Regions from separate parts of the Homo sapiens genome. Here region 2 is linked to region 1. Evidence: chromatin loops called from intact Hi-C (ENCODE). Cell type or tissue: GM12878. All regions are shown on one strand.

The links. Hi-C counts contacts between places; a loop is a spot of excess contacts. Peaks named below come from ENCODE experiments on the same cell type or tissue, not always from the same donor. Only the 100,000 strongest peaks of a DNase experiment are listed, where the experiment ranks them.
Region 2: a loop joins it to region 1, with 3 times the contacts of the local background. A loop is called at or near these places in 4 of 110 quality-filtered maps.

Annotation. Positions count from the first base shown.
Region 1 is chr5:87,068,525-87,072,524 of GRCh38, forward strand. The region is part of intron 1 of MIR4280HG (MIR4280 host gene); the gene reads right to left. The region is part of intron 2 of LOC105379065 (a long non-coding RNA gene); the gene reads right to left. Among named protein-coding and RNA genes, the nearest start is that of MIR4280, 44 kb to the right of the region's middle. In GM12878, a CTCF peak has its summit at 1,650 (motif pointing right); a DNase peak (open chromatin) is centred at 1,637; H3K27ac peaks cover 359 bases.
Region 2 is chr5:87,345,015-87,349,014 of GRCh38, forward strand. It overlaps RASA1 (RAS p21 protein activator 1), which reads left to right. Exons shown (of 25, transcript NM_002890.3): 7 at 1,658-1,710. It also overlaps a transcript of CCNH not described here. Among named protein-coding and RNA genes, the nearest start is that of CCNH, 66 kb to the right of the region's middle. In GM12878, no CTCF peak of the experiment used is centred here; a DNase peak (open chromatin) is centred at 1,983; H3K27ac peaks cover 257 bases.

The DNA.
Region 1 (4,000 bases):
ACAGTGGTTACCAATGTGTGAAAAAGGGACAGGAGGTAAATGAGGAAAAATATAATGAGGAAAGGGAGGCTTTGCAGACTACACATATTTACATTTTTAAAAATTTTTTAGGCCGGGTGTGGTGGCTCACACCTGTAATCCCAGCACTTTGGGAGGCCGAGGCAGGCGGATCATGAGGTCACAAGATCAAGACCATCCTGGCTAACACGGTGAAACTCCATCTCTACTGAAAATACAAAACATTAGCCAGGCGTGGTGGTGGGCGCCTGTAGTCCCAGCTACTTGGGAGACTGAGGCAGGAGAATGGCCTGAACCCAGGAGGCAGAGCTTGCAGTGAGTCGAGATCATGCCACTGCACTCCAACCTGGGCAACAGAGTGAGACTCTGTCTCAAAAAAAAAAAAAATCTGAAACATTGTATTGCCTATTCAACTGATTTAATTTAAAAATTAATTTATTTTAAAACAACTAAACTCAATAATATTAATTTAGTTCAAAAAATAGAAGCCAAACAATAAAGGTGATACCTTTGGCTATCTTTCTCCCTGTCTCAGAGTTTGAAAAATTGTAGAGATTCAGTGGAGAGGTGGTCTTCTGATTAAAGTTCTAGTATGATGCTATTTTTATGTGTCAAAACAAATTAAGTTTCCTATGATGTTTCAGGACAGGAATTATAAATTCAAAATGTTTTTTCTAAAGGATACTATAAAGGGATGAAACAATTTATGGTAAGCTGAAGCAGTGAAGATATTCCATGCAATACAAAAATATCAACTTCAAATTAGTCTGAAGATCACATATAAAGGGAAGAAAACAACTTTACCACTAAATGATCAACCGACAACATGAAGCAGAATATAATGAAATGCATAACATTTTATTATCACATCTATTTTTTGCAATTCAGAAAAACCATAAAGGATATCTTCCAAATCTGTAATTTAACACATAACACTGTAACACATTTCTAAAGCAAGTTTTAAAATGAGTCAGCCTTATAAGGCTGAGTGACATTTTGTCACAGATTTAAAGGAAAATCCTGTCTCTGTTAAGATCTTATAATACATATATAATAAAGAAACGCACAGAATAAGGTTAGACAAATTTGAGAATTTTGTTATCACCTTAACATCAGGGTGTTAATGCATATGTAACCACAAGTATTAGAACTATTTCTTCCATTATATCAGATGACAAGAAAGGTGCCTGAAAATTGTCTTATTTGTTCAGGTAAATTAAATGATGTCAGATCAATGAATGATGTGCTTATCATTATAGAATCTAGATGTTCAGTGTATCATGGGCTAAAACAACATTTGTAATGGTGTGAAAATGAAATACTTCAACATCAAAAAGATTCATTTCCCAGAGAGGACTTATTTTTATAGTTATTCTTTTTCTGTTGGACTAGCTGGCTTATGATTCTTGTCTGTGGAAAAAGAACCTGAAAAAAATAACTGTCACTGTAATTAAGCACAGCAAAGGTAGAGAAACAAAGGGAGCATTCAAAACGGATAGAGGGGTGGGGAGGGATGTCACTGGGGAACATTCTTGTGTTCGTTAGTTCACCTGAAACTAACTCTTAAAGTTGAAGAACTAAATATTGTTCTCATAGAAGCACATACTTGGTGTACAAGAAGGAATGACCACAGGATGGGGCCAAAGGCGAAGACAGTTGAAACTCAATGAGCTGAAAAACTTACTATAAAGGGAAAAAAGGAAAGGGACATTCTCAAGACATTTTACTACAGATCCTGTGGAAGTAATGCCATTTAGTCTTTATTGACTTTTCCTTAAACTTTGGCATTTTTACACTTTTTTTTAACTATTTAATTTCAGCAGGTGAGGGAAGAGCAGGAATGCCAAACTCCTGGTGTCTCCCTCAGCACAGGTCCTGCTCCATAAAGGTTTTTGGCCTTGAAAGGTCTGTGGCTCCACCCAGGGCTGCAAGGATGGATGTCAACTTTGGGCAGAACAAGAGAAACAGGCCCAGGAATGGGAAAGGGTTATGACCACTAACCCTGCTACCATATGGTCAGATATTTTTTATTCATGAAGAGAAGTTAAAAATCTATATCTCATATATTCTTGATATTTAAATGTTTTTTAAAAGTTGTTCACAGCCTGAGGGTAGCTAGTTTGCAACCCGTGTGCTTTAATAGTAGTAACAGGTAACCCTTATGCAAAACTCCCTATGCACCAGGGGTTGTTCTAAGTATTTTATATATATAACCTCATTTCAAACTCCTAATAACCACTTGAGGTAAGACCTTTTTATCCCCATATTTAAGATGAGTAAACTGAGGCACAAACAAGTCTATAGCTTGCCCCAGGTGGCACAGCTGGCAAATGGCAGAGGTAGGACTTGAACCTACAGAGTCCGCTCCAGAATTCATACTCTCAAACACAAAGATGTTTCTATAAGAAAATTTCCCCTTCAAAGAGCCAGTTATAAATATTTGTTCAATTATGGAACTAAATCAGCTAACCCTGGCCCTATGCCTACTGATGTATTTCAGGTAAATATTTTTCTGAAATTATTTTTTAAATTTTTGAGAAATTAATGAGCCATCAGTGTTTCTGAAGGGCCCAATTTGAAAGAGAAGTTATTTTGAAAAACTTAAGCTTACTATGTATTATTTTCTAGCTGTAAAACATCATTTTGAAAAAATATATATTTTTATGTTTTAGCTACCATGTGTCATTTTGCTTTTGAATAACTTTCTTATTGAAAATACTGAACTGATACCAGAAGCCAACTGAAATAATGACTTCTAAGTTTTATTTGAAGATTGAATTCACACTGTTTAAACATTTCTTTTTTTTTCTTTTTTTTTTTTTTTCTTTTTGAGACAGGGTCTCTCACTCCATCGCCCAGGCTGGGGTGCAGTGGCACAATTACGGCTCATTGTAGCCTCTGCCTCCCAGGCTCAGATGGTCCTCCTTCCTCAGCCTCCTGAGTAGCTGGTACTACAGGCATGCATAACCATCCAGCTAATTTTTGGTTTTTTTTGTAGAGACATGGTTTCTCCGTGTTGCCCAGGCTGGTCGAACTTCCGGGCTCAAGTTATCTACCAACCTCAGCCTCCCAAAGGGCTGGGATTACAAGTGTGAGCCATCACACCTGGACCATAAATACCTTTTTCAAAAACTAGGAGCTCATCTTATATTACACTTTAACTCTTCAAAATTTTGCACTTTATTATCTAATTTTATATTCTTATCAATTTAAAATTAGTCAATTTATATATGAAAAACAAAGGGGCTAGAGACTGCTTACTCCTTGTGTGAAAAATGTGGAACTGTCTGGTATGCACCGTGTGGATCTACTGGCACCTCACTATGTGTGGAAGTCCTTTCAATTTATTTGTTTCACCTGGGAAGTTTAGTAGCTACTTTGAGAAATGGAATTACCACATCATCCTTTGAGGAGAGCATAATGTAAAGTTGTCTCAAAACCTGCATTCAACTTGGCATTCAAAGTCATCAAGTCAGACTTCAACAATTCTAAGAATAACTATTAACGTCAGCATTTCTGGGCATTTTCCTTCCATTCCTAAATTGTTAAAACAGAGATCGAGATCATTATCTCAAACATGTTTATCATGAAGTTCAGATAATATGAAATACTGTATAATAATAGTATGTTGCCTCAGAGACATATTTAATTGGGGACTAAAATGTTTGCGTATATTGAGTATATTACTTTTAGTATACAGCGACAATGGCTCATATAATGAAAACGATCATCATTGTGATAGAGGGCTCTGAATAAATTCTGTTGATCTTTTCTTAATACTATACAGGCCAGGCTAGTCTCTATAATTTTTTATTTTTATTATTTTTTTTGAGACATATTTCTCACTCTGTCGCCCAGACTGGAGTGCAGTGGTGTGATCTTGGCTCACTGCAAACTCCGCCTCGCGAGTTCAAGCAATTCTCTGCCTCAGCCTCCCGAGTAGCTGGGATTACAGGCGCCAATGACCACGCCCAGCTAATTT
Region 2 (4,000 bases), 280 kb after region 1:
TTGTTTCTATAGTTAGGGTCTCACTATGTTGCCAGGCTGGTCTTGGACTCTTGGGCTCAAGAGATCCTCCTGCCTTGGCCTCCGAAAGTACTGGGATTACAGGTGTGATCCCAGTTCCCACGCCTGGCCTAGGAGTAGGAACTTTATAAGAGCAGGGACTCATCTTTTTATCACTGTTGCAAACCATGTGGTTGAAATATATAAATTTTATATGGGAATAAATGTCTGAAAAATGAAACGAAAACTCTTTAGAAAGAGATATTGCCACTTTGGCTTCAGACTGTGTGCTTATGCTAAATAATCTTGTTCATCTGTAAACCCTATCACTTTTTTACCCTTCTTTTTTTGAATTTTTTTCAAACTGTAGAAGTAGAGGATTAGCCTTGGAGGTCAGGTCATGTAGTTGACTGTCCTCCAGAATATAAAAATCCTGCTCTAGCATTTGTAGTAAGTGGTCATTTAGCCTATACTTGAATGCAGTATAGAACCTCACTACTTGTAGTCTGAACTGTTTTAGTTGTTGTATTCTTGCTTTATATTATTCAAAATTTACACAGGGAGCACCAGGAGATCTGAATCAGTGAGTTAATGCTTGGAATGGTGTTAAAGAAAAGTTTACCTTTTCATTCATGTGAAAATTTAAAAATTCAGTTATATTTTCATACTTCACCAGTAATAATTGTATGGATCATTTAAAACAATGTGAATGACCTCTGAACCTGTCACACTGGACTTTTGAGCACTTATATATTTTAGTCGTATATTTACTTTCTAGCTTGCTCTTTATTATTAAAAATACTTGTAGACCCTAAGAAGATCCCACAAAGTAGTAGATAGGTGATCGGGAATTGTCAGCCTGGCATTAAGATGTGTTAATCAGCAAGATAGATAATAGGCCTTTAGGTAAATAAGAGGTGATTTTATGTACTTTGATGACTAGTAATTACTTTTTAAATCAGATATATCCTTTTATTTGAAGGTAAAATTTAAATACTTAGGTTATTGTATGCTCTATGTCTTGACTATGATGCCTTTTATAATAATTTCTAAAGGCTTAATTTAAGAATACAGAATATAAAATACATAGCAACCTAGTTTGATAGGCTGTTAGCTCAAATAGAGTTGAGAACACTAAGTCCTTCTTTTCTTTCAGTTCTTGATGGTGCTATCCACTCATTCTTATCACCCAATCTTATATTCTGACTTTCAGCAAAGTAAGAGTCAATATCTTGATTTTATTTGAGGAGAGAATTTATCAGATGTTATAGGAAAATTCAGAAATGAATTCATTAATTTTTTCAGGGAAGTTCTGGAGTAGGCTCTATCTGTACTACTCCTCCTTCCCCTTACCCCACAAAAAGAAAAAAAAGACCTATAACAGTCTGTTATTATCAGGATTAAAAATTGTTGCCATTTTTGTATTGGTAATGAAAATTGTAGTTTATATTTGATAGTTTCTAGTTTTACTATCTTTAGTTGAAATTAAGTATAATATGTATATAAAATGTATTAAAATGTAATAAGAATGAGATGATTTGATTAATTGCATTTATTTTATCACTTTGAATTAAACTTACTATATTGGTTGTTTAATTTTGATCATATGATAACAGCAAAAAGGACTTTATTTATATATCTAATTTATTCTCTTTTTAAGATGGTTCCATGGGAAGATTTCCAAACAGGAAGCTTATAATTTACTAATGACAGGTACTTACATATTTACTTGCTTTTCTAATGTCTATTTAAAGAGAATAAAAAAGTGAACAAACCATTTATCATGTGTTTTGCCTTTAGCATTCAGTTAGTGTTTATGCATGTTATAATTTCGTGTCCAGTACTAAGAAGCTGGTGTTTTTATTTATATTTTAAACATACATGTGTTATAAAATTTAGTCAAGTGTGTTTTTCTTTTACCCCAGGCCCCTGTCCACTTCCTCAGAAGTAACACTAGGTGACAGTTTTTTTTCCCATATGTTTCTAGAAGTTTTCTGTGTCTCTGTGAATCTTTCTCACCCCTACACATACACAGACAGGAACATGCAACACACTTTTTTCATGTTAGATATATATTGGGAGATGATTCTGTATCTGCAGATAAAAACTTTCATTACTCTCTTTTATGGATTTAAACTTTTCATTATATAAATACCATAATTAACTAGTCTTCAGTAGAACGATATTGTATTGTTTTTATTCTTTTGCTGTTCAGCTACAGCAGACATTCTTGTATTTATCTTTGTATACTTGTGGAATTATATGATTGAGCTTTATTTAGTATGTATTAATTTTAACATTTCCCAAAACTGTTATGCTTATAAATACAAAGTAAAAATTGACTTGTATTGTGGTTTTAACCATCCTGTCATTGTTTATTCTTACTAAATATTTAAGGCTGAATTAATTTAAATACCGAGCATTTCTTTGGCAAACCACATCTTATAAAGATTTCAGACAAGTTTAAGCTTTAGTATGTAATTTAAAAGTTTCAGTTCTTCAAAAATGTTGACTATTCAATAGTTTCTATATTTGGTGAAATAGATTCTTGTGGTGATAACCCTAATTATAGAGGTAATCTGAATTGTTTTAATCCATAAAGCACTGCATTTTAAATTAATACTTTATTCTTTTGAAAGATTTGAGATAGTTTTTGAAGTACTCAATTTTATTGTGAAGCTGTAGGTTAAGTAGGTTCAAAAAATAAGTTAAAAAAGATTATGATAATGCTATATGATAGTAATAGAGAAGAAATTTTAAACTAAAATGACATTCTGTCAGCTATTTCAGTGTGGAACCAAAAATATGTAGTTTAGTGAATTTATTGAATTTTGGATATGTTTCTTTTTTGGAACTTGTACCACCAAGTACTTGAGGTACTTTTGTTTTAAGTCATACAAGGTTGAAAAGGAGCTAAACTTAATTTCCTTAATACATTAGTTTGCATTTTCTTTGTGTCATGTGCTCTTTTGAGGATCTGGTGGGATTTTCTCTCCTGAGAAGTACAAATAAGCACTTGCATGCACAGTCTTGCATGAAATTCCTATCATATTCTAGAAGAAATTTAGAGAGTATCTTGGATTCTTGTCAGTAAGATTTGTTGTATCAACTTAGAAACACTTTCATTTTAGCCCATATTATACAATCAATTTCTGTAATTTTTATGTTTACTTATGTATTAAGCCTTGAAGATTCAGTTTAAGGAGATTTATTTTTTTCTTTTTACTGAACATGAAGTTACTTCATAAGTGCCTTGATTGGATGATTGGAACTATTAGTAATTTACCCCTCAAATTATATCTAATAATCTAAGCATTCATTGTGCTTTCCTAAAAACAATCAAGTCCTGATCTTTTCTGGATCATTTGAACTTAAATGGAGAAAAGGCAGAGCATCTATGTATTATGAGTCACTGCCAATCAAAGATATCAGAAATACTTCTCTAAAATTAATGTCATATTTAATATATGATAATTTGCTTCTATAATTCCTTTCAGGAGCATACCTATTGAATAAAATATAGTGTATGTGTATTGATTTTTGATAATGTATACACATATTTCAGTTGTTTTGAATCTACCTTTATAAAAAGCTTTTGGTACTATTTTATTACAGTTATTACTTTTTAATTTTTTTTTTTTTAAGATGCAGGATCTTGCTGTGTTGTCCAGGCTGGTATCAAACTCCTGGGCTCAAGTGATCCTCCTGGATAGCTGGGATTATATGCATGTACCACTGTGCCTAGCACAGTCATTACTGTTTAATGATTAATTGAAAACATTGATTAAGCACAGAGTATTCTTAAGCAAACTGGTCTTCACTTTTTAGAATCTTCTTATTACGAAGATTTACATACAGAATTTAGCAGTTTTAGCCAGTATTCCCTAACTATGCTTAGGTTCCTTCCAAATTAGGACAGGTGTAGATATTACTGACCAGAAGTTACTGCTGCAAAATTTCTGCTCTCTATTTTTATGTATTAAAGCTGGTAAGATACACCAGA